Regions from separate parts of the Homo sapiens genome. Here region 2 is linked to region 1. Evidence: chromatin contacts called from ENCODE Hi-C or POLR2A ChIA-PET data. All regions are on one chromosome and are shown on one strand. The core of a region is the stretch at or near the end of the contact, and the rest is flanking DNA. Distances in the headings are between cores, read along the strand shown. Region 1 has its middle 96 kb from the start of RASSF10. Region 2 overlaps BMAL1 (basic helix-loop-helix ARNT like 1).

Region 1 (5,382 bases), core at 1,292-3,791:
GGGCCTTCTCTGAAAAACAGGGGATGCAAAACCCACAAGGCCAGAGGAGGATGGGGTGTCTGAAGAACTACAAGGAGGCTAGCATAGCTGAAACAGTGAAGAAGCAGAGTGGAGTGCGAGGAGGCAAGAGAGTGGCAGGAAGTCCAATCACATGGGGCCAGCAGGTCGTGGTAAGCATTTCGAATTTCTTCCCAACTGTAAGATAAATCATTAAAGGCTTTTAAATCAGTACTATGGTCTGAATAATGGTTTTAAATACTTCTATGGCTACTATCTAAAAAGAGAAGCAAAAGTAAAAATGGGGCTACCAAGAGGAGGTCATATGATCTCCACATGAGAGATGGTGGTGGCAGTGGGAGTCGGGAGAAGAGGAGGGAACCTAGATCTAGATCTACTTTGGGAGCCTGAAATTTTATCGGATGTAGACATGAGGGAGAGGTAGGTGTTAAAGATTACTCCCAGATGAATGGCTTGGACCATTCATCTGGTGGATGAACCTGCCTCCCAGTGAGAAAAGCCATGCTGGAGGAGTAGCAAGTCTAGGTGGAAATGTCCAAGGTGCAATTTAAGACATTAGATTGCAAGTAGATAATGTCAATCTACTTGCAATGTCAAGTAGGCAGCTGGATATATTGATCTAGATCAGAGAGAGGTCACTGTGGGAGACATACATTGGAAAATCATCAACTATAGATTTAAGTCTTGTGAATGAATGAGATAACCACAGTGTGGAAAGGAAAGAGAAGAGATGAGGTGGGCAGAGAACAACATACAGGACAGCGCCTTGAAGAACCTAAAGTTTTTCTTTGATTTAAATTATCTCTGCCCCTTGAGGGCAGGAACAATGTCTTTGTCAAATTTGTTTCTTTTCTGTGCTATCTCAGGGGTAGGCAGTGAATCTAAATTAAGGAATTTTACTGGGCTCAGAAGTAACATTGTAAGTGCTCATATGAACTCATTCAACAAACATCGATTGAGCAGCTACTGTGCAGCAAGTACTGTGGCAGAAAATGAGGGTAAAATATGAGTAAGATGTAGTCTCTGCTGCACTCAGGGATCTCCCAGATTAGTGAGGGGAAGGGATAAGAAAAGAGATGCCAACATCAGTGATACCTACATCTATAACAAAGAGTACTCTAGAGGTACTAGGTACATGCCTAGAGATTTCCATTTATTTTTCACATAATACTGAAATTGACTCAGTACTGAATTTGACTTAAGTTATTTGCCCAAGGTCACATAGCTGGCTGACAGCGGAGCAGAAATGTGAACTTAGACTAGCCTGGCTCCAATTCTGTGCTCTGGACATCACCCCTGTGGCCTGTTCATAGCATGTCTTGATGCTTTTTCCCTGCCCTGCCCTTGCTGCAGAAACTCCTGACCTGCCTGCTACAAACATAGTTCCCTGGGACACCCCTACCCACAATGTGGAGAGCAGAGAGGCCTTGCTTGTGACAAGAGCTGATGTCCTTTAGCTTTTCCATGTCCCCTGCCTTTAGTGAGCCTAAAATCTAGGAGAAGAGGTCTGACACATGTGCATAAATAGCCATGTTATAGGAATGACAAGTCCGTGACATGGTCCACATTTCTTAGACAATGTCATCTGCCATCTCTCCTGTGCTCTGGTAGCACTTTTTTAATCCTTGACAGGTTCCATACATTGAATTGTACTTATGCACACTTTTCGGTTGTGAGGGCCTCCAGAGCTGTGACTGCGGTATAATTTTATACATCCTGTGTATTTCTCAAATCGAGTCTCTTCATTTCTCAGGCAGAGATTACCACCTTCATGTCTCTTGCCTTGGGTTATTGCCACAGCCTCCTAACAATTTCCTGCCTCAAATCTCTCCCTGGTTTTATCCACCCTTCAGAAAGTAGCCAGAGTGATCTTAAACCACAAAGCTTGAATCAATCCCTTGCTTAAAACCCTCAATGGCACAACATGCCTCTCAGAATGAAGCCAAGCTCTAAGACTGGAACTCCAGGTCCTCCAATGATATCTTGCACATTCTATACTTTGGCAACATTCTCTGGTCCAGCAGCAAGTGCTGCTTGTAGCCCTATTCCAATGCTCCTCAGCTCTGGGCACCTGCTCTTCCTCTACCTTCCGAAAATGCGCTTTCTCTCCACCTTCACAGAGCCACTGTTTACTCATTCATCATGGAGCCCCACTGCTGGACTTCTGAAGTGTGACCTATACTCATCATTTTATGACAAGCAGCTTCTGATGTGTCAATTTTGACCACTAGAGTGAGTTTCTAGGGGACAACCAGGGTGTCTTTTGCATCTGCATCTCTCCAGCATCTACCACAGTGTCTGCAAAATAATAATCACTCAGTAAATACTTGTTAAATGAATGAATGAGCAAGTGAATGATTAATTGTAAAGTACTAGGATGTATTAAGCACCAAATGAGCAGTACAGACAATAAGTGTGAGAGAAAGGAGGAAGTAGTCACTTCCAGTTGGGGTAGCCCCAGAAAGCTTCCCAGATAAGAATAAATGTATGCTAGGCCTTGCAGGATGAGATAACGTGTGCTGGCCCAGTGCCAACTAACAGTTGGCGTTGAATGAGGGTGAAACGAATCTGATCTGGCTGGATGGAAAAAAGTGGGGAGGACATTTTATGGGGACAGGTGGTGGGGACAAAGGCTTTTAGGTGGAAAAACACAAGGCAAGTTCAGGGAATAATCCAGAGACCAGCTGGATAGGAGCAAAGGATTAATAGTGGGGAAGACAGACAGGGAGGAAGAGGAAGTGGGGGACAAATGGTGGACAGTGCAAAGACGTGTGTGCATGGTGTGGGCTTTTGCACAGAGTGGTCAATAACTGAGAGCCACAGAGCTGCCTGCACCTGTCTTTTTCATCAAGGTTTAAATTTGAACTAGATTAAGAGAACCTCTGAACAATGCAAACAAAACACTCAAACAATGCCTTCCAGGGTCGTGGGATGGGGCGGAGTAGGAGAGGTACAGGATCAGGTCGTTATCTAATGTCTCTGTAGTGTGGAACAATAGGCCAAAATAACCCCAACAGGTTCTCATTTTTCTCTGCATCTCTAGTTTTGCCCGAATTAGAGAGCAGCTGAGTTGACCTAGGAAAAAAATCTACTTTGAGCAGGAAATGCAGTAGGGAGGAGAATGGGAAATTCTAAAATCATGCCAAGAGAGGAAATGGCCAGTGCTGGTTGGGCTGAGAAGAATGGGGCCCCTTGCCCTACTTCACTCCTGGTCTGCTCTTGGGAACAGCCTATATACAAGGTGCTTGACAGCACAGGATAGGGACAGAGGGGTACGTGTCATGTTGGCCACTCCTGGCTGTTTGGAGCCAACACTGATATTACACTGTGTCTGGAGAAGGAAAGCAGGCAATGAGGCTGGGCAACACACAGGAGAGCTCTGTCCCATCACCAACTCCACCTGCCTCCCATATCCATCTCAAAGGAGGCAGCACGCTGCAGCGAAGAAGAAACTGGGGAGGGAGTTCAGAGTCAGGAGCTTTAGCCTCCATCTCTGCCGTTTACTTGCCTTTTGGTATTGACCAGCCATTGATACTCTCCAAGACACTGGTCTTGTTTCTCTTCTATTGCTCTAATGAAGAAGGTGGGTTAGGGATCCTCCCAAATCTCAAGGTCTAAGACTCTCCCACCAGTTGGCTGTAATTTGGTTATCCAGCCTCAGCTTCCTATACTGGATTTCCATTCACCCTTTGCTCCAGTCACAGCAGAACATTCCCCGAACCTGCCCTGTATTTTCCTTCCTCTATTCCTTTGTTCACATGGCTTCCATCCAAACATCTCTTACTTTCTTTCTTTTTCTTTCTTTCTTTCTCTTTCTTTCTTTTTCTTTCTTCCTTTCTCTCTTCCTTCCTATCCTCCTCTCCTTCTTCTTTTCTTTTCTTTTTTTTCTTTTCTTTCTTCCTTTCTTTCTTCCTTTCTCTCTTCCTTCCTATCCTCCTCCTCCTTTTTTCTTTTCTTTTCTTTCTTTCTTCCTTCCTCTCTTTCTTTCTTTCTTTCTTTCTTTCTTTCTTTCCTTCTTTCTTTCTTCTTTCTTTTTCTCTTTTTCTTTTCTTTCTTTCTTAGTGTCTCACTCTGTTGCCCAGGCTGGAGTACTCTCTCTCTCTTTCTCTTTTTCTTTCTTTTTTTCAGAGTCCCACTCTGTTGCCCAGGCTGGAGTGCAGTGGTGCAATCTCTGCTCACTACATTTTCCACCTTCTGGGTTCAGGTGATTCTCATGTCTCAGCCTCCTGTATAGCTGGGACCACAGGCGCACACCACCACACTGCCTAATTTTTATATATTTTGTAGAGATGGGTTTCTCCATGTTGCCCAGTCTGGTCTCAATAACTCCAGCGTTCAAGCAGTCCATCCACCTCAGCATCCCAAAGTTCTGGGATTACAGGCATAAGCCACCACACCTGGTCCTCTCAGTTTCATTTATTGAAATCCTGCATTTCTTTCACGAGTAACCCATTCACCTCGTTGGGAGAAAAACTTTCTTTTAAATCCACATGCATGTGGGAGCATTGATAGCCGAGCAGTGAGGAATAAAGGTTTATATACCAACTTCACTGGGGAAAGGGGGTGGGGAGAAAGGGCTTCTGTGAGAGGATAAATGAGCTTTCAGTGGAGATAAATGGAGGGTATGACAATTGGTGATAATGTGTATTTATGCAATTTCTCTGCCTTGTGCTAATGACCAGTCTCCTTGGCTGTCAGCTCTCCTGGAGAGGGGATTTATGGCAATTTCATTTTCAAGGAGCTCTGCCTTTAGTCCGATAAGGGAAGCTCAGAAAAGGCTTCTTTCTGCATCTTCCATATTTCAAATATCTTCATTTTAAAATAGTCTTTATGCCATTCCTGTAGGATGTCAGTCCTGTCAGCCACCCACTCCTGAACACGGTCTCACTGAGTATTCTAGTGAGAAACCTCAGATAATTTCCACCAGCTCTGTATGCCTCAGTTTACTCTTCTGTAAAATAGGGATAATGTTTCCTATTGTAGTAAAGATTGCACGAGCTAATATAAGGCAGTTAGAACAGTGCCTGCTGTTATGAGCATTGCCTGCTGTTATTATTTTCTACTCAGTCCCCATTCCCTACTAGAGATGTGTGAAGAATAAGAATAACTACGGCTGGGGATTTAGGAGTTATCTCAGAGGCAAAATACTTTGAAAGCAGACATCTTTCGGTAGACTTTAGTTTTCTTCCTTTTTTTTGTTTTTGTTTTTTTTTTTTGTTTTTTTTGTTTTTGGCTTATCACTCGATGGTCTTACACTTCCAATGGCCGTAAGAATTACTGTCCAGGGTTGTAAATGCACAACAATGTCTTCTCTATTTGCAGTCTGTAAATGATGTTGAGGGATAATTTTGACCACATGTGATT
Region 2 (5,382 bases), core at 906-3,405, 230 kb before region 1:
GTAAGTAATATAACCTTACAACACTTATAATTCCAAAAATAATCAATATAATGCCCTAACTGTAATACAAAGAAGAAAGGAAATATAGTTAAAAATAAGACAACATGTAAATCAATATGTAAGTATTGGGGCACCGCTACACCAGAAAACATCATGAAAGATATATGAAATGCTTGCACCTATTCATAACAAATAGGTAAATCTTATATACTTGGTAGCTGTGTTCGCAGAAAATTCAGTATATATTAAAAACATGCAAAAATTATTTGTGTTTATGTGTTAATTGGAGTCAGACTCTAGGCCCAGATAATTTTAAGCAGGGTTTTGCCCACAAGAATGCACTGAGCATTAGGCAGCTATGCAGATGTTGGGCAATCTTTTGTTCCCCAAGCATTATATCTAGCACCCCTGCCTTCCCCTCTTCCCCCAGTAAAAGCCTCGTCTGGGTCACTGTGACATCCAGATCACCCACACACATTCCCACGATGTCCTATAGGGGGCGCGAAGTACCCATTCAGAACCAGTAGCATTTCTACAGACAAAAAGAGGCAGAGAGGTTAGCTATTTACCCAAAACAACAGACAAAACCCAACAGCAGACAGGACTAGAATAAGAGAAGGAATAGACAGCGGAGGAAGAAGGAAGTTATTATTCTCATATTTATGTTTCTTCACTGCTAGACATCATGCCAAGGACTGTTATGTCCATGCAGAATCTCATCTAATCCTCCTGTCAATCTTCCAGGTTAGTAGTATTATCATCCCCATTTTTCAGATAAAGATATTACCTTTCAGGGAGGTGAGGTAACTCTCATAGCCCTATTTTTGGTAGAACCAGATTTTATCCAGTGCTTTTTACATTGCTTCAAGCTGCTCCCCTCCAGGTCTCTGAGTCGATGCCCGAGGGTCCCTCACTTTGCTGCTTAAATCTCTGGAAAATAGTGACCGGAATGCGTGCTATCTGGAAAGCAACTCACAAAGAGAAAGATGGTTCAATCCCAGCATCTCAGCCCTTCTGGCCCTGTCAGTGTATGGCTGTGGCCAGAAAAGCCCAGGCATCCCAGAGCACAGGAAGCAAAGACTCTGGATGAAGTCATGGGCCATCTTTCTCTAGACTCCTGGAAGAGCCTGGCTAGAGGCACCAGGGATCATTTCAGGAGAATGTGTATTTGGCACCTACATCCCAGTTTTGGATGGTAGGTGGTCATCACATCCTTCCACCCCCGTAACTGCTGGAGTTGTTCTCTGAGACTGAATATTGGATTAGGCACTTGAAGAGATGACCCAGTTTTGCAATTCTTAGGTACCTCTCTCCTTCTACTTTCTGGCCATAAAACCATGACTAAGCACTTTAAACAAGAAACCTATTGCTCAGGCACCATGTTCAGGAAAAAAAAAAAAAACATCAAGAGCCCTGTATTTGTCACCTTGATCTAAAGCTACCATTTTATGAACCCTGTGGGGCCTGGCAGAGCTACAGGATGAACCCATTTGTTGGGGACAGTGCAGATGCCTCTGCCCTGCAGTCTGTTCTGTCAAAACAAACTCTGAAGGTTTCACAGAAAATGGTTCAACTAAGGCTCCTGTCTAATGATTTCTTGCAAAATAAGTTAAAGCAGGGCCAGCCCAAGTCTAGTGCACCATGGGCTTATTTTTGGCACTATGCAGGAAAGGCTGTAAGATAGTCTTGCACCACAACTAAGAGCACGGGCTCTGGAGTCACACTGCCTAGCCCCAAATCTCTGCTCTGCTGCTTGACTGCATGGCTCGGGACAAGATGTGAGCCCTCGTTCCTTAGTTGCCTCATTGGTAAAATGAGGATGATGACAGGGCTCACCTCATATGGTGATTTTGAGTCATAAATAAGACAATTCACGTACGGAGCTTAGAACAGTGCCTGGCCCATGGCAAGCACTCTCTGGATACATGTTACCTTTACTGGGATTAATACTGACTGCCATGCCATAGAAAGAATGGCTGAAGGCACTGGAGAACATAAACCTTGTGGAGGGAGATAGAGTGGGTGGAGAGGGAAAGGATGTGGGTCCATGAGCACTACCTTCAAACTTCTAAGCTGGAATTGTGCCATGCCTACCGACCTTTGTTCTGTGTTGCCACAAAAAGCAGAACTAGGTCACTAAGGAAACACTGCCAAAAGGCAGATCTGCGGTCAGAATAAAGGAGGATTTTTAAGAGCCAAAGATGTCCATAAAGCAGGAGCAGGATGCCTGGTGCGGAGATGTCCGACTGGGGCTAGGGAACTGCCTGTCATGGGCAGCCACTGCGCAGATGGGATCCTCCTGCACTGGCGGGTGGTTAGAGGAAGTGACCCCTTATGCCCCTGCCCACTGGACCATTCTGTCACTTTGAAAATGAGTAAATAAGTGCTGATAGCCAGGGTGTGGCTGATCAGCCCGAAGGAAGGAGGATGGACTTTGCACCAGTCTTAACATACACAACCTTCAAAACTTTTACTTAATGCTCTCAGAACCACATCTGGTGGTGGCAGTGGTGACAGGAATGACCAGTAATGGCTCAAAGAACCAAAAGTGTTTCTGGAACACCTGCTGGTGCCAGACAATAATTCAGGGAATGTGTAAAATGACAGGGCTGTGACAACAAGCTATCAACATTTTCTTACTCTGGACGATTTAAAGACAGTATTGGCCGGGCGCAGTGGATCACGCCTGTAATCCCAGCACTTTGGGAGGCCGAGGTGAGCAGATCACCCGAGGTCAGGAGTTCGAGACCAGCCTGGCCAACATGGCAAAACCCCGTCTCTACTAAAAATCCAAAAATTAGCTGGGTGTGGTGGCATGTACCTGTAATCCCAGCTACTTGGGAGACTGAGGCAGGAGAATCACTTGAACCCAGCAGGCAGAGGCTGCAATGAGCTGAGATCACGCCACTGCACTCCAGCCTGGGCGACAGACTGAGACTCTCTCTCTCAAAGAAAAAAAAAAAAAAAAGACAGTATCGATGACTAATGCCATTACCTGGGGGCACACAATATAGAGTGATCAAGTCTGCCAACTCCATGGGCTATGACCGTGACAGGAAGCCTGGGGTCATTCCAGTTCGCAGGCTACTTCCCAGACTCCTCTCAGGCAAAGGTTTTAGTGTTCTTCAGCACCTCCTTACCACCGACCCACCCACACAACCCCTTGACCTGGATCTTACTCAAGTCAGTCTCCTGGCCGAGTCACACACAGGAAAAGTTGCTAGAACACAGTGAAATGTTCAAGAGCAAGAAATAAGAGAGAGAAAGAGGAGAATCTGCCTTTTGAAAATTGGTTCAGAGCTGGGGCAGCCTCCATCATGAAATAGTGTTAACTTTATTAACTACAGAAATAATTTTAAAACTAGAAACTATTTTACCAACAAGAAAAATTGCTAGCTTGTACTGAAATTATAATCCAGATCCAAGAAAAAAATGAAATTTCCAAACTAAAGCTCATCAGCCATTTTCCAAGTATTTCCTGTGCACTTGTTACTGCAAATTTATATGTTCTCAACTCTGAGAACTCGAAAGCAGGTAAGTGGCTGTAGGTATCAAAGATTAGGAAAAACAAATATGTGTAGGTGACCTTGGGGACATTCTGTGTACAAACTAATTGTTTGCTATCTGACAACACCTGGCACCATGTTTGAGAACCACTGTCCAGTCTGGCTAGGAACTCCCTGGGCAGGAAGATCAACCATCTCTTCTCAGAAAGAATGGATTCAATAACCCAAGGGCTTCAGCTTTGGATCCCAGCTGCTGGATCTGCCCACAGCCCTGATTCCTCCCTCCCCACCTCTGACCTTCTCTGTAGTAGGTGGTTCACATCCTAGCATGTCACTGTCTTTTACTCTCTGGTTGGTTGTCTGTCTGTAGCCAAATCCTAGTACGTCTTCCTCATCCGTAATCACTCCCCGTCGCTTGTTCCTCTCCATGCTAGCCGCTACAGCCTTAGTTTAGGCCCAGACCAACCCCGCCCGGCCTCTTCGCATCCTCTAAAACCGCTGGCCTTTGGTATCCCAACAGGTGACTTCTCCAGAGGCTTTCACAGTTTGCCCTCCCTAGCAAAGTTTTCCCTACGTCCCTCTGCCCCTTCCAGCCTCAGAAAGAGAAGTAACTCCCCAAAGCCCACTCCGGCTTAGGCACTGTGCCTGACATGCAGCCCAGGGCAAGAAAGAGATAGAGGTTCACCACACAGGCTGGCACCAGTCCACTGATATTGGCTACCAGAATGCTACTCAAAGATACAGAGGCTCAGAAAAAACCCACCATGATCAGTTATTATTCTTCTACCAGGGGTGGGGCCAGAGCATTGGGAACATAGCACTCATGCCACCCACTTGCTTTCCCAGAAAAGGGCAGGGTACTCCAGGGAACTTGGGATTGCCTGTCTCTGGCCTGTGCCCTGGTCCTATGCTCCCTTTCGTATTCCTATGAAATCACCTCAACAATCCATTCCCAGGGCTCCTCCAAAGTTGCAATACTTATCTTCACTGCCTCCTACCACCCACCACTGCATCATACTTACCTTCCCACTAACACATGGCAAATGTACTGCACCTTTTTCCATTAGAAAACTTCATAGCATCTCTATAAGCTTTTCCCAAGTGGGTCAGAGAGCAACTGATGTTACCTTTGCTTTGCTATCCAAATAGATTCCAAAATTCCCCACTCTCATTTTCTCTACCACTCAACTAATCTGTTATATACACATATCTTGGTCTGCTTATGCATGGGCTGATTGTTTGGCCATCTTCGTGCCTGTGTCTTCTAAGACTGTGAACCCCTGAAGGGTATCTGTTTAATACAGTAGCTCCAGTGAGCACAGCAGGGCACTGTCAAGAGAAGCACAGAGACTGCCGCCCCAGCCCACCTCTGCCATGACTCTTAATGGGACCCTAGGCAAGTCACTCCCTTGCCTAGGCCTCTGCTTCCCCACCTACAATGAGATATACTTAAAACTAGTGTCTCTCTGAAGGCCCACCTTGTAGCTCTAGTACACTACGACAACACAGGCAAAAAAGCACTGGGTTTATGTCTCTTCATGACTACGTGAGCAATAATCACTCAGGTTTAGGCTCAGCGAGATATCACAATACTGCGCCTTTGAGTGGCACAGAACTGCCATTGCAATGTGTGAAAACTCTAAAGTGGCTATTTAGTGCAATGGGATGGATGTTTGTGCAGCTAAGTATAATGGACAATGAAGAATGATTTTATCTCCTTTTGAGAACATAAGTATACTATTCTATATTTATCCCTCCCATCTCCTAATTTAGACAGGGAAGAACTTTTTCTGATCAGCACCCACTTGCCAATAATTTCGCTCTACATCTAAATGGAGAACAGGAGTCATATAAGTTCACAGATTGAATGGATGGT

Evidence for each region. Hi-C counts contacts between places; a loop is a spot of excess contacts on that map. ChIA-PET counts read pairs that join two places held with the same protein, here RNA polymerase II (POLR2A). Pooled maps may share reads with other maps.
Region 2: a map of endothelial cell of umbilical vein shows a loop between it and region 1 (4-fold over the local background). The contact joins two enhancer-like sites. A Hi-C loop is called at or near these places in 1 of 168 maps with a recorded cell type or tissue (endothelial cell of umbilical vein), 4 of 37 single-sample maps with no recorded cell type and 4 of 50 pooled maps. POLR2A ChIA-PET finds 5 or more read pairs at or near these places in 1 of 52 experiments (MCF 10A).

The regions. Positions count from the first base shown.
Region 1 is chr11:13,102,651-13,108,032 of GRCh38, reverse strand. No RefSeq gene overlaps it. Among named protein-coding and RNA genes, the nearest start is that of RASSF10, 96 kb to the right of the region's middle. RefSeq lists an enhancer at 5,209-5,382. Within about 2 kb of position 2,541, at least 3 of the 41 ENCODE cell types and tissues checked have a DNase peak (open chromatin) inside an H3K27ac peak, as active enhancers do.
Region 2 is chr11:13,330,549-13,335,930 of GRCh38, reverse strand. The region is part of intron 3 of BMAL1 (basic helix-loop-helix ARNT like 1); the gene reads right to left. Among named protein-coding and RNA genes, the nearest start is that of BMAL1, 55 kb to the right of the region's middle. RefSeq lists a silencer at 1,975-2,269. Within about 2 kb of position 2,155, at least 10 of the 41 ENCODE cell types and tissues checked have a DNase peak (open chromatin) inside an H3K27ac peak, as active enhancers do.